3 separate regions of the Mus musculus genome follow, and all the other regions are linked to region 1. A link is a loop called in an ENCODE intact Hi-C map of the cell type or tissue named here. Cell type or tissue: left cerebral cortex. All regions are shown on one strand. Links, peaks and the distances in the headings refer to the core of each region. The heading gives the core; the rest is flanking DNA.

What was found. A loop is a pair of places that touch in the nucleus more often than their neighbours do. Peaks named below come from ENCODE experiments on the same cell type or tissue, not always from the same donor. Only the 100,000 strongest peaks of a DNase experiment are listed, where the experiment ranks them.
Region 2: a loop joins it to region 1, with 5 times the contacts of the local background. A loop is called at or near these places in 15 of 42 quality-filtered maps.
Region 3: it touches region 1 in a loop (2.5-fold over the local background); 2 of 42 quality-filtered maps call a loop at or near these places.

Annotation. Positions count from the first base shown.
Region 1 is chrX:99,816,097-99,824,061 of GRCm38, forward strand. Tmem28 (transmembrane protein 28) reads left to right here and starts at 4,068. Exons shown (of 3, transcript NM_001081283.2): 1 at 4,068-5,830. The coding sequence starts at 4,973. In left cerebral cortex, for the core only: a CTCF peak has its summit at 3,394 (motif pointing right); DNase peaks (open chromatin) are centred at 3,455, 4,057 and 4,964; H3K4me3 peaks cover 2,739 bases; H3K27ac peaks cover 735 bases.
Region 2 is chrX:100,476,311-100,484,275 of GRCm38, forward strand. It overlaps a transcript of Awat2 not described here. Among named protein-coding and RNA genes, the nearest start is that of Igbp1, 14 kb to the right of the region's middle. In left cerebral cortex, for the core only: a CTCF peak has its summit at 4,232 (motif pointing left); a DNase peak (open chromatin) is centred at 4,226.
Region 3 is chrX:99,127,110-99,135,074 of GRCm38, forward strand. No RefSeq gene overlaps it. Among named protein-coding and RNA genes, the nearest start is that of Efnb1, 5.0 kb to the right of the region's middle. In left cerebral cortex, for the core only: a CTCF peak has its summit at 3,181; a DNase peak (open chromatin) is centred at 3,186.

The DNA of each region.
Region 1 (7,965 bases), core at 1,306-6,305:
AGTGGGTGGGTAGGGGAGTAGGGGGGAGGGTATGGGGGACTTTTGGGATAGCATTGAAAATGTAAATGAGGAAAGTACCTAATAAAAAATAAAAAAATAAGGAATGTGTATTAAAGATACCACTGAACTGCCACCGTGTCACTAGATCAAGGAAGTTTTGTTAAATGAAGAAAACGAATCTGTTTAAGCTGCAACTGTAGATTTGCTTATTATTTGTGGCCAAAGAAATCTCTAACTGGAACAGAGTAATAACAGAAAAGCTAAAGATCCAAATGAAGGACAACCATGACTCTTTAAATCAAAAGAAAGGACTACTTAGAACTATACATATACAATTGGGCCTGCCAGGAGCCTTCTGCAGTGGGGCTAAGGTTCAGGGTCAGTACTTTCTGTAGATGGTAGGCTTGGGTCTTGCTAGGATATAGGTAGGTATGAAGCTGGGACTTGGGTATAGGATGTGAGTTAGAAGAAGTGGAGGATGAGGCAGAGGGTCAGGAAAGGAGAACAAACTCAGACCAGTAGCAAAGACTGATGCTGTATTCCAAGTAGGGAGTTGGAGAAAGCTGGGTTTACTTTAAGCCTTCTCATCTTAGTGTAGGTGTGGGCTATAGATAGAAGAAAAATTCCTCAGACCTTGGAATAGACAGTGCCCCCAATGGGATACAGTCAGAGCCTGACAACCTTTAACTCAAGGTGTGCTTAAGCCATCTTGTCATTCTTCTTAGATTCACCCTTCCTTGCACACTCTTCCTTCCTGCTTTTGCCGGTGACTTTTAAACACCTGGCTTTAATAGAAGGCCTCCTGTGTATCCACACTGGTATCTTTAAAGAGTTCCCACTTAGTTTTCTTCCTATTGTCAGTATTTTACCATGGAAACCTTCCTTTCCCTTCTCCCTCTACTCCAAGTTGTCTTCTCTCTGGTCTAGTTAGAATGTGTGCTTCCTGGGTAGTGTATGCCCCCTCAGACAAGACTGGCCTTTAGCCCCTTGTCTCTGCTTGGGGTGCAGATGGAAAGCAAGAGTTAGGGAGAAGTTTGGCTGGAGCCTAGCAGTGGTACAGAGGAGTGTGCCGCTCCAGTCCCCCTTTTCACCTTAGCTTCTTTGTTCTAGCAGAGGCCAAGGCTTTCCACACCCCCATTTCACTTCCAGTGTCATCTAGAGTGAGAATGAGGTCCTCCTCTGGTTGCTAGCATGCTACCACTTCTCCTTTGTTTGCGCCAGGTGCTGTGTGGGCAAGTCATTGTGATATTGGACTCCTGTGATAAATGGGCCTCTGTGAGACACATTTCACCTTAAAGAGGGAGTCTTGCCTGAATGACTTCTCACAGAATGCTCCAGAGGTACTCAGAGATGATAGCCTAGGCCAGGCAGGCTGCTCTTTCCAATGGTGAGAAAGGGTATCAATCATTGCGGGCCAGCCAATCAGTTTTTAACCAAGCATACTAGCCTTCTTTGTTAAACACAACTCAGAAATCTTCCAAAGACTAAATAAAGAATGGCTCTTCAAAGACTCCCTAGGTGGCCAGGAGGAGGCCTGTTAGTGTCACTAATGGAGATCTCTAGCTTCACCTTCCTCTCTCACAGAACTGTCTCCACTCCTTACTCTTAAGTCAGTCCTAGATCCTTTCAATTATACCTCTTTCATTTTCCTCCTATATCATTTCTTCTCCCACCTCAGCTGATGCTACCATTGTCCAGTCCTAAACAGTCTCCCAACCCATCTCCCTGCCTCCAGTCTTGGCCCCTCCAATGCAGTCTTCATGCCTTAGCTAAATCAATCCTTTGGAAATACAAACCTGGTCATGGTATCTTTTCTCAAGAATCTTCCAATCTCTTCTATAGATCCAGGGACCCATGATTAGGTCCCTGCCAAATGCTCAGCTTCCATTTTAGCACTGGTTCCACTTTACACCTAGCCACAGCAAACTACATTGTAGGTTTCTAAACAGGCTTTTCCTGTCTTCGATTCTACACCCTTACACATGACTTCCCTTCTCCTGAGACAGCCTTCATACACACTTCCTCTACTTTCTGTTTAGCCAAGACCCACTTATCCCATACCACTTCAACTAACCTCTTTTTACCCCAGGGCACATATTGTACTTGGGTCTCTATCACTGGTACCTAGTATAGTGCATGGAATTTGATGCATTTTCAAGCAGATATTTGCCACCTGACCTGGCTATGGGCAAAATTGTCTCCGAGGAAATTTTCAGAGTCGACCAGTCCATCTCTCTATAGAAGGGAGATCTCTCATCGATACCATTGTTTTGTATTAGGCTATAATCCCTTCCTTCCTGTGACATGTCTGCTTCCCCAATTCAACTGTAAGCACTTCCATAGCAAGGCTATACCTGGACAATTGCAACACCCTATGCTGGTCCAGGGAGTGCTTAAATATAATGAATGACTAGGCCTCTTGAATGTCTCACCATTTCCCCCCTTTTTGCTATAGCTTGCTTTTCCTTGCCTCTAAAGTCTAAAACTATTACACTTACAAACATATATGTCTACTTTCTACCCCTGAAAAATTTTCTCTCCTGTTTCTTTTATCTGGAATGCCCTCACTCACCCACCCAATTCTGCTATTTCTTTAGTAACCAGCTACACCATCCCCCACACTCAGATTTCCAAGCATCCTTTGCAATTTAGCACTGAGTAGTGCTAACAGTCCCTACCCATCTCATTTAGCCCTTGGCATTCCCTCATGCTGTCAAGAAGAAAACATAGAACAGATTCTTTCAGGGCACAAAGCCTGGTCAGTTTAGAAGTGTTACTTGAACCTACATCCTCTACCCATGAATTCCATTAGCCAGTATATAATTCTCATTTCCGTATTCGGAGAACTGTAGTTTCCTTTAAGACAGGCCTGTGTCTTCTACTCCTTCATCTTTCTAAGGCCTTCCTGACACTGTAGAGAGGTCTAGGGTCAGACTCCCTGGGTTTCTGTCAGGATGCACCGGTTATCTGAGACGGTTTAAAGACACTAAATTTCAGCTTCCTCGCATGCAAATGAAGACAACGCTAACATCTATCTCATAAGGTTGATGAGATCAGAAGACTAAAGCAAATTAAAGTGCCAAGTGCAGTATCTAGCAAGTTCTATGTGTGTTCAATAAAGGTTCTTTTTCCATTGTTATGATTAGTAACAAATCCCTGGGAGAGTAGTTTGTTCAAAACTATTACGGAAGAGTTGCAGCGGAAAAAGGGAATGCAAAAAGGAAGTATACCACAGGAGCAATCTGAGATGTTTGTGGAGTCCAAACAAGGTTAGTAGCGCGGCAGGACATTTGTATGTCCGAGTTCCTAGAGCCATGTGACTCTAAGAGCCAGGAGCGCATGGTTCCACCCGGCACAGCTTCCCTAACTCTGGCGCTCAGCTATTCTCAGCAGCCTGTAGGGGGAGCCAGGAAGCTAGGACGGGTTTTGGGGGGAGGCTGCTGGAAATCTTCCTAAGGGCAAAAACGACACCCCACCACTACTACCGGTCTTAGTGCACTGCCTTGCCTCCCTCAGGACGCACTCAGAGCTCAGTCCCCTTCTACAGCTAAACTGGGAGCTGTCCTTCAGCACCAGGGGCAGTCTTGGCCTCAGGCAGGACAGTGAGAGCGTTAGCGGAGTTAGGGACTCTGGACCGGTCCTATCCGCAACCGGCTTTAGTGTCCCCTAGTCCTGAGGACGAGGGCGAGGCTACCCAGAGAGGTAGCAAGAACCTAAGGAGATGCCCCCTGCTTCTTAGAATCACCCTCAGAAGTCCCTTAGCCCTCGGGGGGGAGCGAGGGGCGGTCCTGGGAAGGGAGGCGAGCGGTCGCTTGGTGGGGGAGGGGGAGCGCCAGGCCTGGGACTCTGCGTGTGGCGTGTGCACACGGGGAGCGGTCGGGTGAACGGAGGCGCCGAAGTGAATGGAGTTGGGGGTGGACTGGAAACATCCCCAAACAGCACAGGCTGCGGCCGGCGGGGGCTGGGGTTGGGGAGGGGGGAGTCCTGAGGCGCAGGCGCAGTCGGGGCCCCAGTCCCGCTCCCTCCTCCTCCCGGTGCCTCTTTCTCCGCCCTGCTCCCCCCCAAACACACTCGCACACGGGCTCTCAAGGTGTTCTCCGCACAGCGGAAGATGGCGACAGACTGAGGGGGCATGGCCAGCGGGAGCCACGGGGCCATGCCTTTGGGCGGCCGCCACAGCGGGGCGAAGCAGAGGCGGAAGCGAGAGGCGCACTAAGTAAAGCCGGGCGTCCGCGTCCGGCGTCTGTGGCGCTGCGGGGAGCCAGGTGGCCCGCCCGAGCCGGAACTCCGGGAGCCGCGGGTGCGGAGCCAGAGCGGAGCCGGCCCGGGACCGGCCCCAGCGGACTGCCAGAGCGCGAGGGAAGCCCGAAGGGCCGGCGGCGGACCGGCCGGCCGGCCTAGGAGGGCACGAGCGAGGCGGGGAGCTGCACGGAGCGGGCAGCGGGCAGCGGGCAGACGGGCGGGAGAGGAGCGGCGCGGGCGAGGGGAGCGGAGTGGAGCGCGGCGGGGCCCGCACGGCGGCGCTGAGGGGCGCAGAGCCGCGCCGAGCCGAGACGGACGGCCAGAGCAGAGTGCGAGCCAGGGGGCCGGGGGCGCGGAGTGAAGTGGCGCGGAGCCCGGGGTAGCGGAGGGGCCCGACACCATGAGGAGTGCGGCGCCGCCGCCGCAGCCGCCACCGCCCCAGTGCCCCGCACCGCCCCCCGCCGGGACGCCGGGCTGCGCCTAGCGGGCCGGGCGGCGGCGCCCCGGCTGCCAGCAGGGGAGCGCGGGAGGGGCGCGGGGACGGCCCGAGAGCGCCCCGCCACAACGGCCTGAGCGGGGCCCCGGGCCGGCCGGCCTGCCTAGCCATGCGGCCCCCGAGGTAAAGCCTGGACGGCGCTGAGGAGCGCGGTGCGGTGCGCAGCCCGCCCTCCCGAGACGGCCGTCCGGCCTCGCGCCTGCCTACTCCCTCCAGCCCGGACCCCCCTGAAATATGTTCAGGGGCGCTTGGATGTGGCCCGGGAAAGACGCCGCCGCGCTGACTATCTGCTGCTGCTGCTGCTGCTGGGCTCCCAGGCAGAGCGACAAACCTTGCGCCGATTCGGAGCGGGCGCAGCGATGGCGACTGTCCCTGGCGTCCCTGCTCTTCTTCACCGTGCTGCTCGCTGACCATCTGTGGCTGTGCGCGGGGGCCCGGCCCCGGGCCAGGGAGCTGAGCAGCGCCATGCGGCCGCCCTGGGGGGCCGGCCGCGAGCGGCAGCCGGTACCTCCTCGCGCGGTGCTGCCGCCGCCGCCGCCGTCGCCTGGCGAGCCCAGCGCGTCCTCGGGCACCTGCGGCCCGCGATACAGCAACCTGACCAAAGCCGCCCCTGCAGCCGGCTCCGGGCCGGTCTGCAACGGCGTCCCAGAGCCCACCGGGCTGGACGCAGCTTGCACCAAATTGGAATCTTTGCAGAGACTTTTCGAACCGACCACCCCGGCTCCCCCTCTGCGGCCCCCTGACTCCCCTTCCCGTGCCCCGGAGTTCCCCTCCGCCAAAAAAAACTTGCTCAAAGGCCACTTTCGGAACTTCACTCTCTCCTTTTGCGACACCTACACAGTCTGGGACTTGCTGCTTGGCATGGACCGCCCCGACAGCCTGGACTGCAGTTTGGACACCCTGCTGGGGGATCTACTGGCCGTAGTGGCCAGCCCGGGCTCTGGGACCTGGGAGGCATGTAGCAATTGCATAGAGGCATACCAGCGACTGGATCGACATGCTCAGGAAAAATATGATGAGTTCGACCTCGTGCTGCATAAATACTTACAGGCAGAAGAGTACTCTATCCGGTCCTGCACGAAAGGCTGCAAGGTAGGGATTGGTGACCTACGCCACAATAGCTGCCTGGCCAGAGGTAGTTTCTGTGTCAGTGGGACCAGAAAAAAATAAAGGTCTCCCTCTCCACCCCCCACCCCCCCCTACGGCTCCCACCATTCCCAGTGTAGTACTGTGTCACCCTGTACCCCTCCCTAGAGAGGGAGCTACAGAGATAGATTCAGGTCAACTTCTGTGAGTTTAAGGTTCGAACATTTTAAGGCTGGAGCCTCCTGGTACACTGCTTCCTGTATGAGGGGGAAGTGGGGCCCTTGGCTGGCAAAGTGGTAGCAGGAGAGTCTGTGTTCCCCAGTCTCCTGTTTGGCTCTGAACCCCACTCCTGGACTAGAATTAGCCCTGGGACTGGCTGTGGAAAGATTAGGGGGTGTTCAAAAGACAGGGGGAAGAATATTTGACTGCCTAATCCTCATCCTTTAGTTCCTGCCAATTGATGAAAGGCCAGGCCACGCCTGGTGACAGGGTACACTGACCACACTGTTGACCTTATATGACCTGAGATTGCTGGCCAGATCCTAAGTAGGGGAGTCCAGGGATGCCTGTCTTCTCATAAGGAGGGAACCTGTAGGCTTCAGTCTTCTGAGGAAAGAAGGCTGGGAAAGCAGGGCTTATCAGCTCTTGGAAGGGCCATGGAAGGTTGGTGCATTACAAAACTCGCAGTGCTCCAGGGTGATGATAGGAAAACCTGGCTTTCTGGCTGCTAGGGATGGGCGTCTAGACGAAATTAGAGAGTAGGTAACTGTAAAAGGGACCTTCCTAGGAAAGAATTGAGTGTTGAGAAATTTCTTGACCCTCAGTAGGGTTGCTCTGTATAATAATAGGTAGGTGGGGCTATACACATTTTAGGGCCTGAATCTACTTCCCTGTTTTTCCTGCCTGGCCAGGTGGCCTGCTTTGGGGGCAAAGAAAAAACAGCAAGGTCAAAAGGTCAAGTGACAATGAGACCAGGTAGATGTCACACTTTCTGGAGCTCGGGGCTGTAGGCTAGAGTGAGACAGTTACCTCCTGGTGTAGAACATCTCCCTTCAAGGCCTTGAGAAAGGGTGGCAAGTGCCTCTTTCCAGCAAGCATTGCTCCTGTGGACTTGTGCAAGGTTCTGCTGTTGTCTATGGCCCCGTTGGGAATTTGTGGTGGAGGAGTGGGGAGGAAAGGGGTAGCTCGTCCACCCTGACTTCACTTTCTCCTTCTCCCTTTTCCTATTCTCGTAACCTAGCAGTCTCCTCCCGCCTCACTCAGCCTCAGCTGACTCACTGCTTCACTCACACTACCAAATGAGATATTCCACTTCTTAAAGGTGTACAGACAGAGAGACAAACACATCCAGCCATGCACCGTTAGCAAGACTCTGGACGAAGTCCTACAGAGGAACGGAGAGGTTGTCACTTTCATAAACAGTGCTGTGGAAGCAGGCGCCATGTCACATGCATCTCCCTGTGGTGTCAGAGACATGCAATCACATGAAGAAAGACACATTTTGCCATACAGAGGTAGAGGTACATACTCTAATTGCCTGTCAAGGATGCACGTCCTCAGTGAGAGCAGAGGGCTCCTAGCAGACAGAATAAAGGCTATCTATATTTTGTGGTTCCCCTCTCCAAGCCCATGGCCACAACTGTTCTTTTGTCAGTCTCCAGAATGAATGAAAACCATGGCACAACTTTTCTATGGGGGTTTTCTCCACGTTATAGTCAGATCCAGGCTCCTTCTGACCCCACACTAAATCTCTCACATTGATTGCTGATAGAGAGCAGTTTGATGTCTGGGAAGGCAGAGGTTCTCTCGGCTTCTGGAGGTCTTATCTCATCTGTTGAGGGCTTGTTAGCAGTTTGCTCTCAGGCATGTTTTCTTTGCCTCCTCTAAGCTTTCATTTCCTCATTTGTAAAACAGGAAAAATATCCTTTCCCTGCCCAAGTTCTGAGTGTTTTGTGAGCTGGAAGTGGGGATGCATGATGGGTAGCATTTTGTGGTAGGAATTTTACACCTGGCATAAATTACTATTTAGGGGTTTCAGTCGTTCGTGTGTATGTTATGAGAGCACAACTATCTAGATTGCCTCCATTTTACAGATACGGGAACTGAGATACATCGGGGAATACCATTTGGCCTCAGCAAAT
Region 2 (7,965 bases), core at 1,177-6,176, 660 kb after region 1:
AAAAAGTAAAAGGGATTCCTGTCCCAGGAGACCTTGAGCAGCATGGGTAAACCAGCTAATGCCCCTGCCTCAATTTGCTGCTGCACTTACTGTCCAAAAGGAAAGACAAGCTCAAAACTGTCCCCGGCACCAGACCATCAGGTAATTGTCTGTGAGGTTTACACTCTGCAAAGAACAGGGTTTAGCCGCCTACTCAGTAATCAAGCCACAATCAGAGCAGTTTGGGGAAAGTTCTAGAACGCAAAGGTGTGACACAAGCACTAAGCTGCTCTGTGGTTAGCCAGAAGGGATGGCCTAGAAAGTTGAGTGCTACAGTAAGGATCGGAGCCAGTGAACTCGGTGAAGGGCTTTGGAGAGCAGAAACTCCAGCTGATTATTTCTGAAGCCTCGCTGTGGTCACTGAAGCGCTGTCTCCCCTTACTCTTACCAGGAGGTAAACAGGCTGTGTTATTCTGTCCTCCATGGAACCCTGCTAGAGAAGTTCGGAAGCCAGGGCCCCAGCAGAAAATATTCACCCTGGCTGTTAGAAGAGAGAAGAGAAATAGTGGAGCAGAATTGAGGAGGAAGTGATGAAGCTCACTTCACGCCAAAGAAAGGCCATGACCACCTCCTATGGTGCTGTCAAATGTTTCCTCACTCCAAGAGACAGGGGTAGGTTTTGGGTTTTGCCTCATAGATGAAACGGAAATTCTGAGAAGCAAAGTGACCTGCCTCGTGTAGAGGTCTTTAACCCAAGCCGGGCTGATTCAACGCCTACATCCTTTTTACTATTTATCTTGCCTCCCTGAGTATCTTTTTCTAGCTCAAAAAGCCCTTGTTCCCTATGGCAACAGGAAATTTGTTTTTATCCACAAGTGAATCAGGTGATCCTACAGTGCTCTACAATTAATACAGTCCTTAAATGTCAGAGTTGGAAGCAGCCTTAAGAGGCCATTTTTCTCAGATGGGCCTCTCATTTTGTAGACAGAATAACAAAGGGGTCAGAAAGGGCTTGTCCATAGGAGGAGCAAACCTGAGTTTGTGGGCTCTAGTAGCTCACCATGTGAGGGGGAGAGAGAAGACCACAAGTACAGTGAAGCCAGTTCTCATTCCTTAGAGTAGATGCTGCCTACCAATTGTCTTGTCTCCTTGGAGATTGGGCAGCCACCCAGAACAAAAAGAAGAAAAAAAAAAAACAAAAAAAAAAACAAAAACAAACAAAAACCTCTTTCTTCTAGACTTTTCCTGTGGCAGAAAAAAAAAAAAAAAGGTTAAGGGGGTTCTCTTCTCAGTCCATCCTCAGTGCCCGTGAAGTAGGACTTACTAGGCAAAAATGAGTATGAGGTAAAACACACATGTTAAGTTCTGAGTTCTTCAATAACTACCCTAATAATCTTAAGCAAATTCTGTGACTTCCCCGCACCTCAGTTCCCTCCTGTGCAAAATACAGATAGATACCAAGACCCATCTCACGGGGTTGCTATGAAGAATCAGCACAAATACTTGTAAAACATTTAATATAAAACAAAATGAATTAATTAATTCATATGCATCTGGGATCGTTGTCCCTTTCTCATCCCCTGAAAATTCCCACATTTTCACCCCAGACTAGGTTAGAAGGAAAATTGCAGAGCCAAGACAGCCTTGAGGTACAAAGGCAGACTTTCTACTGCAGCCTGTGAGGTTCAAGATAGCGAGGCCGAGAGCAGGTGGAGCATTGGTTGCCCCCCTTCCTCCTGTGTACACAAGAGACTATGAATGTATGTCTTGGGCATTTTTCATTACATTTATTAAGTACAGGGATGTCCTTGTGCCATAGAGCACATGTGGAGGTCAGAAGACAACTCGTGTGAGTTCTTTCTACCATGTGGGTTCCAGGAATGTAACTCAAGCTTACAGAGCAAGTGCATTTATCTGCTGAGCCATCTCACCTATCCTGCCTTAGGTACTTTTAAAGAGGCCCATGCCAGGGAAGAAAGTGTTGGTATTGGAAAAGAAAAAAAAAAGTAAAGAGCAACATTCTCCCACCCACTCCTGGTGTGGAATACAAGAATGATGTGGTATGAGAATAAAGACCTTTGAAAGTACAAAGAAAGTGGACAGAGGAAAAGTGCTGGGCTCATATCCTGGGGAATTAAAAAAAAAAGAACAAACTGGATGCCTCCTCTGGCTGGCCTGCAAGTTCTCTCAGTCCTTGAAGACTATTATAAGGACCCAGATGTAGCTGTCTCTTGTGAGACTATGTCGGGGCCTAGCAAACACAGAAGTGGATGCTCACAGTCAGCTAATGGATGGATCACAGGGCTCCCAATGGAGGAGCTAGAGAAAGTAGCCAAGGAGCTAAAGGGATCTGCAACCCTATAGGTGGAACAACATTATGAACTAACCAGTACCCTGGAGCTCTTGACTCTAGCTGCATATGTATCAAAAGATGGCCTAGTCGGCCATCACTGGAAAGAGAGGCCCATTGGACTTGCAAACTTTATATGCCCCAGTACAGGGGAACGCCAGGGCCAAAAAGGGGGAGTGGGTGGGAGAGGAGTGGGGGTGGGTGGGTATGGGGGACTTTTGGTATAGCATTGGAAGTGTAAATGAAGAAAATACCTAATAAAAAATGGAAAAAAAAGAAAAAAAGAAAATCTCTCCATCGGAAAGGAAACACAAGCTCTATGTAAAAAGTTGAGTCTCTCATAACAGTTAATCCATGAAAATAGTAGTCACTCGGCCCTTATATCATGGCATTCTGGCTCAGAGACACAAGGGTGTCAGAGGATAAGGGACCAGACTGAAGCCAGGGCAGGCCTAGACATGAGGTCTCTCCCCCAACTTCCATCAACTTCCATTAATTAGTGTTAGGCCTTATGGGCAGCAGGAGAGTCCCAACTCTCATTCTGATTTTAAAACTCCACACTTCACCATGACTCTACTTTCTCATCTGGCTCTAGCTTTTTCTCTATTTCTCAGGTGAGCTTTTGGGAAAGCTTAGTTATTGATCTTATCCTCTGGTAAAAGAACATAAACATAAACAAACAAACAAAGCGATGCATAAACTTTAGCCCTTCATCTCCAGTCTCTGTAAGTGTTCTTCTAAGCTCAGCACATCTTTCCCCAGCCTCCAGCTTACGCCTTCCAAGGCAACTGGACTTGTAAGCCATCTGGAGCAATCACTGTCTTTCCTGCTTAACACTTGAGAATTCTCCACCATAGCTTGGTCAATTTTGGTCTCTTTCACCTACCCCATGAGGCCCTTTACAGTCTGGCTCCTACACATCTGTCTGGCTTTACTTTTGGTCATTCCTACATTTCAGTCATGCTAATTATTTACTTACTAAAAGGACTGTTAGCAGCTAGAGTTTCATACCTCTATTTGCATATTCCATGTTTCCTTTGCAGAATGCTCTTTCCACATTGACTAGCTGGCACATCTGACCTACCTTGCAAGTTGCAGCTGAAAGGTAATGTGTTTGGGGATGGAATTCTTGCGTCTCTCATCTTTTCTGGGCTTCTCCCTTCTAGTCATCTTACTGGCGCCACATACTTATTCCCTGGCCAGTCCCTACCATGTCTCGTCATGTTTATTCTCATCCCTTCTCCAGGTTTTCTTTAATTGGACTTTATTCTATGCCAGGCATTCTGCCAATGTTGAATCGTCATGCCTACTCTGTGAATGTGGTGCCATGATTACCCCCATTTTGCAGCTAAGAAAACCAAGGCTTGAAGATCTATGTTAGCTGGTTAACTTCAACCAGAACACAAGGCTAATAAGTGCTGTGGTGTAGAACCTAAGGCTCAGCCATGGTGATGAAATGCACCATCTTTACTCATGTGAGGACACATCAACTCTCAGAGGGGTTTGCTGAAGTTAAGAAGTAGAAGTCAAATCTCTTTAGGGCCATTTATCTTATTGTCCTAGAGGCTGTAGATAATTACTTTGGAATCGCCACAATGGGCAGGGTCTTCCATCTGAACTTGAGAGAGCAGTGGAACAGGAAAGAAATTGGAACCTTTCTAAAGAAGAAAAAAAATAACTTCAGATATTGATGCTACTATCTAAGTTAGGAGTTTGCACAAAATCAGTGAGCTCTTAGGATAAGGAGGTTAAAAAAACAACCAACAAGAAAGAGACAAGCAGAAAACAAAAACAAACAAATAACAGTTCTGGGCAGGACTGACTGGTGCTGGGTGAAGGGTTGGCTTAGGGGCGGGGCAATGGGTGGAGGTTCAGAAGTTCAGGCTCCAACTGCCATCTGGTGGTCAGCCATAGGAGAAGCAAATGAGTGAGTCCAAGGTTACATGCTTAAGACACAAGGCAAGTAAAACAGGCTGGGGCTCACACGATATTTATTCTTTCGCTTATGCCTGCATCCACCTGTCCATTTATTTCATTTCTTCATGCAACAGACTTGCTTTACAATAGACACAGTCTGAAAAACTAAGACTACAGCAGAGAGCCAAACTAAGAAAAAAAGCCTCTTCTCACTGAGCACACAGCGTGCAGGTTGGGAGACAGACAAGAACAAGTGAGCAGAGATTGGTGGTATTCGATAATAAAGTGTGTGTTGAGAAATAGGTAACGTATATATTAGATGATGCTGTGTTCGTTTGTGAATGCTAGAAAGAAAGAAAAACAAGAAAGTGAGAGGCAAAATAATCCTCTCTGTTTTAAATAAAGCTGTGTTTGAAGTAAAAGAAACAAAAACACAAACAAGACTAGTGGGAGGTAAAGGAGGCAGCCATGATGACGCCTGCAGGAAGCTGGTTCTGGGCAAGAAAACAGCCTAGGAAAGATGGGGAGGGAGGGGAAGTACAGCGTGACTGAAGAGCAATTGGGAAGCCCCTGTGACTGGAGCAGAGTGAACACAATGAAAGCAAAGCAACGGGCTAGGAAAGGACCCCCAGTGAAGTAGGCAGAGGCAAGATCATGTGGGATTCTGGAGGCCCATTCCACATACTGAATGAATGAGGCAGGAAGCTCTGAAGGGTAGTTCACTCAGCATCTAGCAATGAACACAGGGCACTCTGTCTCAGGAGACTATGTTCTTTAGTACTGGTAGGAATTACATACGCAGGTAAAATACAGAAGAGAATGCAGAATTAGACCACAAATTTGTCTAATTGATTTTTGTCTTCTACAAAAAAAAAAAAAAAAAAATTCGATGAAGGATAGTCTCCCTCCTCTCCTCCCTCCCCAAAAAAGCCAAAACAAAAATCAAGAGCAGTTGCTTCTCTTTTTGAGGACCCAAGTTTGGTTCCCAACAGCGACACAAGGTGACTCATAAGGACCTGTAAACCTAGCTCCGCACATCAATAGCACCATCTTCGGACCTTTAAAAATACCCGGCCGGACACATGTGGCACACACACACACTGAAATACTCATACACACACACATTGCACATGTATAAAAATGAATGAATACATTTTAATACAAATTTACAGGAAAAAGTTTTGAGACCTAGGGCAAGGCTTTAGGGGACATCAAAATCACAATCCATAAAAGAAAAACTTGCTATCAGAATTCGTCAAAATTTTAAAAAAGGTTTTTTTTGGACAAAGTGGCTCATACCCCTGGTCCCAACACTCAGGGGACTGAGACAAATAGATCTCTGAGTTTGAGGACAACCTGGCCCACAGAGCAATTTCTAGGCCTGCCAGAGCTACATAGTCAGATCTTGTCTCAAAAAAAAAATAAATAAATAAACACACTTTTTTGTTCAAGTAAAGACATGTTTTGTTTAAACAAAACCATGCAGAAGCATGGCACCTTTATTCCTTCTTTAAAGGTTTATTTATTCATATATTTTATGCATATGAGTGTTCTGTCTTCAGACAAATCAGAAGAAAGCAGATCCCATTACAGATGATTGTGGGCCATCATGTGGTTGCTGGGAATTGAGCCCAAGACCTCTGGAAGAGCAGTCAGTGCTCTTAACCTCTGAGCCATCTCTCCAGCCCCCAGCAGCTTTGTTCTTAATACCTTAAATCTGGAAACAACCAATATGTCTTTCATTAGGTCACTGGGTCAATAAACTAAGGTATATCCACCACTGAATGGTACCCAGCAATAAAAAGGAAACAAGCTATTGGTGCATTTAACAATTTGGATAAATCCCAAAGCACTGTGCTGATGGGGCAAAAGCCAGTTGCAAAGGGTCACATACTACGTAATTTCATTTATAACATTTTACTTATTTATTTATTTATTAACTTTACATCCTAATATCATACACCCTTCTCCTTCCAGTCCCCCCTTCACATAGCTCCTCCCCACATTACCCCCTACTTCTTCCCATCTCCTCTGAGAAGGAGGACCCCCCCCCCACCCTGGATACCACCCCACTCTGGCACATCAAGTCACTGCAGGACTAGGCACATCCTCTCACTAAAGACAGACCAGACAGCCCAGTTAGGGAAAGGGGTTCTTCAGATAGGCAACAGAGTCAGGGACCAGCCCCCACTCCAGTTGTTGGGGGACCCACATGAAGATCAAGCTGCTAAACTGCTACATATATTTTGGGGGGCCTAGGTCTAGTCCATGTATGTTCTTTGGTTGCTGGTTCAGTCTCTATGATGCCCCCCCCAAGGGTCCAGGTTAGTGGACTCTGTTGGTCTTCCTGTGGAGTCTCTATCCTCTTCAGGTCTTTCAATCTTTCCCCCAACTCCTCCACAAGACTCCCTGGGCTCCACCTAATGTTTGGATAGGGTCTCTGCATCTATTTCAATGGGCAGCTGGATAGATAGAGCCTTATAACATTCTTCACATAACAAAATTAAAGGAATGTAAAAGCTGGGCAGTGGTGGTGGCCCACGCCTTTAATCCCAGCACTTGGGAGACAGAGGCAGATGCATTTCTGAGTTTGAGGCCAGCCTGGTCTACAAAGTGAGTTCCAGGACAGCCAGGACTATACAGAGAAACCCTGTCTCCAAAAAACAAAAAACAAACAAGCAAAAAGAAAGGGATGTAAGAATTTTGGTTGCCAGGGATTAAGGATGAGAGGAAAGAAAGTGGTGAGTATGGTTATAAAAGGGCAAAATGGGAAAGCAGTCTGGATGATGCAACTCTGCAATTCTAGCTACTCAGTAGGCTAAGGCAAGAAAATGTCAAATTCAGAGGCGACTTGGGCAATTAAGTGAGACCTTATCTCAAGAGAAAAAGAGAAAAAGAACCAGGGATGAAACTCAGTGGCAGAGTGTGTGTCTAGCAACTGTGAAGCCCTAGGTTCAATTCCCATTGGCAATAAATATATAAACAAGCAGTCAACACAAGAAATATTGGTGATGACTCAATTCTTCATCTTCACTGGGATCATAGATACTTGACTTTCCAGGGATGGTGTTATCACACAGTGCAGGGGGGCTCTGCAACAACCACAGCCAGCAGAGTAAGGATCTGTGGAAGGCAAGAAGGCAGTTTGGTTCAACATAATTAAGTGGTAGTGTTGGCTCAAACATCATTAAGTTGAACCTGCGCAGTTTATTTTAGGCATATTTAAGCACAGCACAATTTGGTGAAAACCTTCCTGAAGATAATTTACTCCATCCCATGTACAGTAAAGCTTAAGATGTGACTACATTGAAGCTCTTTGTAAAGTACATGTGGTGTCTTCCATAAAGATGGGTTCTATATAGATGGACTACATGTGACATCTTCCATAAAGATGGGTTCTTTAGATTGACACATCAAGGGTCTGGGCAAAGATCTGGTATAGTCTTGGCCACACAGAAAGCACAACGGTCACCAGGCCGATAATCCTGTCTACTCCCAGACTTCTGGGTGGATAACAGGTTATGTATGCATCCTTCCCTTTGAAGGAACAACCCTGTGTGTGTAACATTCCTGGTCCCCCCTGCCCCCGAGAGGCTCCCACAACACAGAACCACACAAGCATACATACAAACACATGAGCAAATTATATAAAGCTGGTATAATTGCCATAAGCTCTACAGATTGTATCAAGGTCAGCTGACTAGTTTTGATATTGGCAA
Region 3 (7,965 bases), core at 1,177-6,176, 690 kb before region 1:
GTGATGTTTTCACAGCAATCCAAGTGCATTAAAATGTACCGATTGAAACACCCCTGATTGATTGGTTGAGTGACTGATTTCTGTTCTACAGAGAGTGGAACTCAGGGCCTTTAGCCTGGCAGGCAAACACTGTTGGAAAGCCACACCCTAGCCCTTGGGTTTGTACACTTTAAAGGGGCAGATTTTATGGCATACAGATTCTATCTCTGTGAAGTAGTCATAAAATAAGGAATAACCTGAAAAACAGTAACACAATAAAAGAAATGTAGACTCCAAAGACACGTTTCAGTCAAAATGAAAGGCAGGAATGCAACCTAAATGGTGGGCAAATATTTGAAGAGGTCAAAGACAGCTAAGCAGGTCTAATCCTTCTATGGCATTTGCCACCTAAATGCTTCTCATGGGTCATTCAACCTTTGCTGTGACTGTGAACTAGGCTCTTGGCCTCTCACAATGAAGCCTGAGTGACAGCCCTGCCCTGTCCAGGACCCTTGGTGAGCTGTGTGGAGGGGGAGTGGTGACATGTGTTCCTCACAAGGCCCACCTGGGCACCACTGACTCCAGCGTCCTGATTTCATCAAGGGAGTGGCTAAGCATGTCCAGGGGGCTTGGTGACCTGACTGCCTTTGGGGCAGGCAGCTGGCTCTGCTTTTTAGGGAGGCTCTGGATGTACAGGTCAGCAGTCAGTAAGCCCATCTCCTCTCATCAGCACCAGGAGGGCCAATTGTCTGAGTGCCAGGCAAGTGGTATCATTCCTAGCAATCAACCAGACTGGAAGAGAGCCTGTCAGGCACTGGTGGAAGATGGGTTGCCAATGGTGGCCCGTCCCTTCCAAGAGTGTGCCTACTATGTTCTTGTTCAACAGTGGGTCATGGGAGGCCCTCCTATGACCCTGGGGGCCCTGGGGTGGCCCTGGAGGTAGTAGAGTCAAGATTTTCTGCATTAATCAGTGTGTCTCTCACCAAAGGAAAAAAAGGGGGGATCACAGTTATCAAGTCCTAAGTCTTAATGTCCGGCTGTGACCACATCAATGGGGAGATAGGAAAAGGGGGTGGGGGAGAGTTTCACCAGCCCCTATCCCTCACAGTTATCTCGTCCAGGTCAACAACTGAGCTCCCGGAGGGATCTTCATGGAGGGGTTCCTCCGGCTAGAGTAATCTATCTCAGCTTCCTCCAGGGTCATCAGGCTGCCCACAGATAAGATTTCTCAAGCAAAGCCAGAGAAGAGGAAAGTTCAGGGCCCTGGAGGGGATGGCTCAGCAGTTAACAGCACCTGCTACTTTTGCTCTGGGTTCCGTTCCTAGCATCCACATGGTGGCTTGCAGCCATGCCTAATTCCAGTCCCAGGGAATCTAATGTCCTCCTCTGACCTCATTGAGCACCAAGCACACGTGTGTTCACAGAAATGCTTATAGTCAAAACACCTGTACTCCTAAGATAAAGATATTTTTTTGAAAAGTAAAGATCAGGTTGATGGGGTCCTCTTTTGTAAGGTGCTTGCTGGCTTGAGGGCTAGCCAACAGTATAACATCAAACAAAGGAGTTATACAAGTTTCTTTCTGTGTGTGTCTGTTTCTGTCTACCTCTGCCCCTGCCCCTGCCTCTACCCCTGCCTCTGCCCCTGCCCCTGCCTCTACCTCTGCCCCTGCCTCTACCCCTGTCCCTGCCTCTGCCTCTGCCTCTGCCCCTGCCCCTGCCCCTGCCCCTGCCCCTGCCTCTACCCCTGTCCCTGCCTCTGTCTCTGCCTCTGCCTCTGTCCCTGCCTCTGCCTCTGCCCCTGCCTCTGCCTCTGCCCTGCCTCTACCCCTGCCTCTGCCTCTGCCTCTGCCTCTGCCCCTGCCCCTGCCCCTGCCCCTGCCCCTGCCCCTGCCCCTGCCCCTGCCCCTGCCCCTGCCCCTGCCCCTGCCCCTGCCCCTGCCCCTGCCCCTGCTCCTGCCTCCACCCTTGTCCCTGCCTCTGTGTTTGTCTCTCTCCGTCTCTCTCCCCTCCACCTCTTAGCTACACTAGCCTCAAATTCAGTGTGTATCTAGGGATGAAACTGAACCTCTGATTCTCCTGTTTTCATATCTCAATGGCTGTAATTGCCAGTATATATTACCAAATCTGTTTCTTCTTGGTCTATTAGGTTTCAGGACTCAGAACATGGCAGACTTCCAGAGAGGGCCAGCAGGGTTTGTGAGCTGGACTGACCCACGCTGATCCTTGGGAGTCTTGAACAGACTTCCAAGGGACTCACTCTCCTTAGCCCTGGAGTCTTGACCTTTCCCTGGGTCAGCTGACTGTAGGAGTCTTTAACTTGACCAGCTGCTCGTTTGGCAGCATCTGGGAGATTGAGTATGTAGCTGGGATTTGTCTGTGTGCTAATGACAAAAGACACAGCAGAGTTGCCCAGTGATGGGAGACAGGAGACATTATACACAGCAAGCTACTGTGTGTACTGCACCCCACAAGCTTGACTGGGGTTCACGACAGCTGTGTTGTTAGGAACTGAGTTGTAGTTCATCCTTGTACCTTTTCAAGGACAAAGGATACATCTGTCACTTAGAAGACTGAGATGCCTGTAGCTAAAAGCCAGGGAGGCCTGTGTCAAACCTCAACTTCTACTTCTCCAGATGATGTTTAAGTTGCTTAACTTAAGGGGGCCCTGACTTCCTTATCTGTATATAAAATCAATTTTGTGTGAAAGAATGTATACAAAGCACCTGGAGCATAACAGGTGCTCAGGAAATTGTAGCTTTCATTCTCAACACTACCGCCATTGCGATGGACAATTATTAAGTGCCTCCTGTATGCCCATCCTGTTACTTAGCCTTGGCACAACACATAAAGGAGAAGCTGTTGGAAAATTCTGTTTTAGGTTAGTGTTTCATGGAGTGCACGTAATTAATTAGATGCACATAAATAACCTGAGTTCAAATGCCAATTTCAGCCAATACTGTGAGACAAGACTAGCAAGTCATCCAAGAAGGCCACCCAGAAGTAAAAGCTTAAGGATAGACTTGATAATTTGATTTTCCATCTTGGGACAGACAGTATACAGAAAGGGGGTGGAGGTGCATTCCTGGCTTCTTTCAGACCCAGCCAACACTGCAAATAGACAGACTCCAGAACTCCGCCTGTTGTTGGATTGTTGGGCAGCAGGCTCATGGCTGGGTCAGCCTTGAGACTGCAATTTCCAAACGGACCACTGGAGGGAGACAGAGTTTGAAAAATAGAGAAGGTACTAGAAAAAGGGAACTCCATCTCTGAGTCCCTCACCTGTCAAAACCCCTCTTTTCCCACCTTTGAGACCCACTCCTTCCTTCTCTTGTCTTTGGAACCCTAATCCCTCAGGAACTCCCCTTTCGGGGTTTCGAATCTTCCTACCTTCACACCGGCCTGCCCAGGACAAATTCCTGGAAGAAAGTTCACATGCCCTTGCCATGAGGCAGAGATTGTTCCATGCTTAGCTTTGTGTCCTGAATAAGGGCTGCGAAAGACAAGCCAGGCCTGGGAAGTGAAAATGTTCTGTGGGGGAAGATGCTAGGTGGCTTGTTAATAAAGAGCAGTCAGCATTTGAGCCTGACCTCCTTAGGCAGTTTTGGGGAGGTAGAGGCCTGGCTTAAGTGGAAGAGATTAAAGGTCTAGGATGTCACTGGGGTCTTATGGGAAGTAGATGGAGGTAGGACTGTGGCATAAAGCCCACCTAAGCTAAGTTCTTAGCAGGGAGAGGAGGTTTCAGTACCAGCCATGTTGTCTGAATTGACTCAAGGATAGGAGGGGACAGACAGTGGGCCAGAGTACTATTATCTGCCAGGAGTTCTCTGGAAAGATAGATTCAGACCTTTATCTGTCCAAAGATGTCCCCTGCATCTCGTGACCTGTCTCCCACAGGGCTAAGGTTATCAGTGAAGAAAACATAGACTCTGACCCTTTAGCCTGTTTACGGGAGTGTGAGGCAGGAAATCAGTACATAGGCTTATGAGGGCTTAGATCTTCCAGACAGCCGCATCTCCTCGGAATGTTCCATTGCTCAATCCGGGTTGTTCCTCCACAGCAACTTTACTCTGTAAACACAGAGCCTGGTGCGTCCGGGGTTTTCTCCGATGTTTTTCTCCGGTCTGGGCAAAGGTGCTGTTTCTCCAGGCATCAGTGCCCTCCCCCATCTAAGATAGGGAACCAGGCTGGGGTCAGTGATAAGTGGGGACAGCTGCTGTTCCCTTCGCCTGAATTCCTGAGCCCTAGACAGTGATGAATAACCTCGCCCCTCCTTGTACATTCTCCAGGTAACCAGAGTGAGGGAGCGACAGGTGGCCTGGGCCAGACTGCTCCAGGCTCCCCTTGCACCTGGGTTACGTCTTGTAGCATCAGAGAGAAGCCAGGACAGAGGACCTTGTAGAGGGAGCTGAGACCAGCTCAACAAAACACAAGAGGGCTGAGATGCCAGGGGGTGGTGCCTTAGAAAAGCCCTGGCCCCTAGCTGCAGGCCAGAACCTCACCCACCTACTAGGCTCTGGCTCTCCTAAGCTCTCAGTCCTATGCTCTCATTTTCCAAGCTCTCTTGGGTTAAGCCATTTGCCTGAACAGGGCCTACAGACTTGTTGCAGGTGCTAGGAATCCAGGATGGGATCAAAGGGTCATGAGACAGTAGAGAGACACAGGGAGGGAGAGAGACTGGGCTTGGTGGAGTTCTTCTCATTGCAGACACTATCAGCCTGACCAGAACTGGGCTGTCACCTGACAGATCAAGGTGATCTCAGTGCAAACACCCATAAAGCAGGCATGCAGCTGGAGCAGGAATAGGGAGGAGATAGGGAGAAAGAATGGCTGAACCTTTGGCCTTAGAGATCACCCCCACATTGCCTGGCCGCCGTTGTGAAACACCCTTCCGAAGCATAGGGCTCTGCAGTATAGCTCTAGGGTCCTGGAACAGATGTAGGGGTCGGGGGAGGGAGAGTAGGGTAAGCTCTCTCCATCCTATCCTCTCCCTGAGCCAGACCTAGAGACAGTCATTTTGGGGAAAGCCAAGGCATTCACTGGAGGCGGGAAGTTAGCTTGGGCCCAACCTGGAAATCAGCTGCCCTCCTTTAGGAGGCTTGGGAAGTGCTCATGGGTGAGGCTAAGCTTCTTAGAGACCATTCCGACTAAAGATGGCAGAGCAGAGGACAGGGTGCCACTGCAGTGAACTCAAAGCCTCGGGCTTTTTATGTTTGAAGCAGGGCAGTGCATAATGTCAGGGATGTCGCAAGCACTAAACAAAGGTGTTGCAGCACCACATGAAAGCAGTCGCCTACTGGTTCTGGCTTCCAGGGTGCACTGGGCTAACGAAGGGGGTTCTTCTTTGCCTGGAGGGAGTGGTATGTACAACTATAGGAGGGGCAGAAAGGGGGCACAGAGATAATTGTTGAGAGATCAGAGGGTGGCCAGCATCACTGGGTTCACCAGTTGGCATGGCATCAAGGGTCAGAATTCTTGCTCCTTGCTCCTTTCTTTGCTTTTCCAGGTGTTGCCTCTGGCTGGTCTTGGTGGCTCAGCAAAAACACCACTCCTCAGCCCAGAGCCTTGTGATAGAACAGAGAGCTGTGAGGAGAAAGTCAAGTTGTTTGTCCAGATGGCCTGACTTCTCTGCCTCCTGGCAGTGTGGCCTTGGGCGAATAGTTTCACTGCTCTGTGCATAGAGTATAAGGCAGGCAGAGAGAGGTCAAGGACGTGAGTCACAGAAGCAAAGGTCGCCTTCTCATCTCCATAGGGACCGTGAACATGAGAAATGGAGGCTTAGACTCTAGGTTCCGTAAGGCCAGAACCTCTCCTTGCCCAGCCAGTGCTCGACAAAGGTGGGGAGGGGTCTGGTTTGCATGTGAATGTGGACATGTGTGTGAAACTAGAGGGGATTGGAAAATGTATGTGCAGCACACAAAACTTGTGTGAACTGGTACGAATGTGTGTCACTAGGGATGAGAGTGTCTTCCTGGGAGGCTCTATGGAAGAATAAGAGTTTCCATTTAGTAAGCTCTGTGGTAGGCCAGGTATGAGGCCGAGCCTAGGCGGGCACATTATCTCATTAAATACTCCCAGGAAGCTGAGAAGGAGGAATGACCGCCAGGCCACAGAACACTAACAGGCCCTTCAGAGGTGAGGGGATTTGCCCAAGTCCCTGAAAGCTAGCCTCTCTTCCCGTTTATGAGTGTGGGCAGCTGGGCCCAAAAAAGGCACAGCTCGTGTTTGTGTGTGTGTGTGTGTGTGTGTGTGTGTGTGTGTGTGTGTGGTGTCTACACATGGTGCCCAGAGCCTGAAGTTTCCTGTGGCTACTATATGTTTTTTTTTTAACACACTTAGGTAGGCCTGAGGCCTCACAATGCTTGACACTCCTGTGGTCAAGGGGTCTTTACACCACTTGTAAAGTGTGTGTTGACACAATGACCTGACAGTCTGTGGGCTAGTAAGTGCTTAGATAGAAGAATGGTCACATCCCCCACGGATCCTGCCTTCCTCTCAGGCTCCTCTAGAGAATTATCTTTTTCCCCTCAGTCGGGGAACCTGGATCTCTCTCTATAACTGAGAACCTCCTAGGGTCAGGCTGGGGTGGGAAATTTCTCAGCTGCGGGCCCTGATCGAAGCAGAGAGTGCACATCTAGTCTAACCCTGCTCCTGAGGCCCCTGTAGCTAGTGTGGCCAGGCTGAGGCAGAGGGGCCGTGGCATGACCAGAGATGAGCAGTGTGTGGAACAAGTCTGGACCTAAGAGACCTATCTTCATCTTCCACTGTCCCCTTTGCCCAGAATTAGATGTTGGCACTCAGAAAATACCTCTGTCTTCCTGTTTCCCAAGTCTGGTAGCTCCCATTTAGTGTCCTCTGGAGGGGCACAAGGCATGTTGGCCATGAAAAGGAAAACTCTGGGGCCAACCTGGGATAGTGACCCTGTCTGAGAAGCACTTTGCTCTATGGCCAAAATTAATGACCCTTCCTAGGATTAGTGACCTTCTGAGACCTGCGAATGAGGAGCAGTGATCTGGCCATCCTGGGGGCTGTGGTTTTCCAGGAACCTCGAAGCTTGTAATTTACAATAAGCCAAGAGAGTGAGTATGCATGGAGCATCTGCAAGTGGGTCCATCTGTATAGTACAAGGAATGGCTGTAAAATTGGGGACAGAGACACCAGGAACGACCCCAGGGATAGGTCAGGATATGTCAATCGTGAGCCTTAGTTTCCCTCTTTAAGTAAAAATGGGGATAGCAGAACTGATTTCAAAGGATGGTGAAAGAAAATCATCCGCAGTGGTCCGTGATGCCTTGTAGGGACTTTGTAAGCAGCTGGCTGCTTTCTAGATTCACATCTGGAAGTCCTTTGATGGCAGGGGTCTCAGGTGGACTGCTGGTGTGTCTTTCTACCTTATTTGTATCTCTCCTTGTTCTGCTTGCATCCCAGTGCAGAGTCCAATTGGGAAAACAAAGGCCCTAGAGTGTGTACCCAGAGCCATTGAATGTTGCAAGGTCTCTGGCTCCAAAGGTGGGAGAACCCCACATAGATGCCCCCACTAGAACGACAGAGATGATTAGATGATGCAGTGAAGGACTCAAGAATGGACATGGAACTCATAAATGGCAAAGCCCCTAAAGGATGGGGCTCAGACCGTTATCTCCATAGAGAAGCAACAAGAAGGAACTGGAATTTGGTTCTTTGGTCCTTCTTACCTTGCCTAGTAAGTCTAAAGTTAGAACCCGATTCATTACAAAAAGAAAAGAGGAGGCAGCGAGGAGGAGAAAAAGGAGGGGCGCGAATATAGGAAGCCTTTCTAACCTTTGAAGTCCCCAAGCCCAGATCTTTCCCACCTTTCTTACATGAGTGGCCAGTGGCCGGCTCTTGCTACTGCCATGCCTACCTCTGAGCGCTTTGAGTGCCAGACTTGCTCAGCAGGCTCTAGGTGGGAGGCCTCCGCTTATCCCGGGAGCCCGCAAGTCTATAGAAGGCCAGCAGGGGGAGACATTA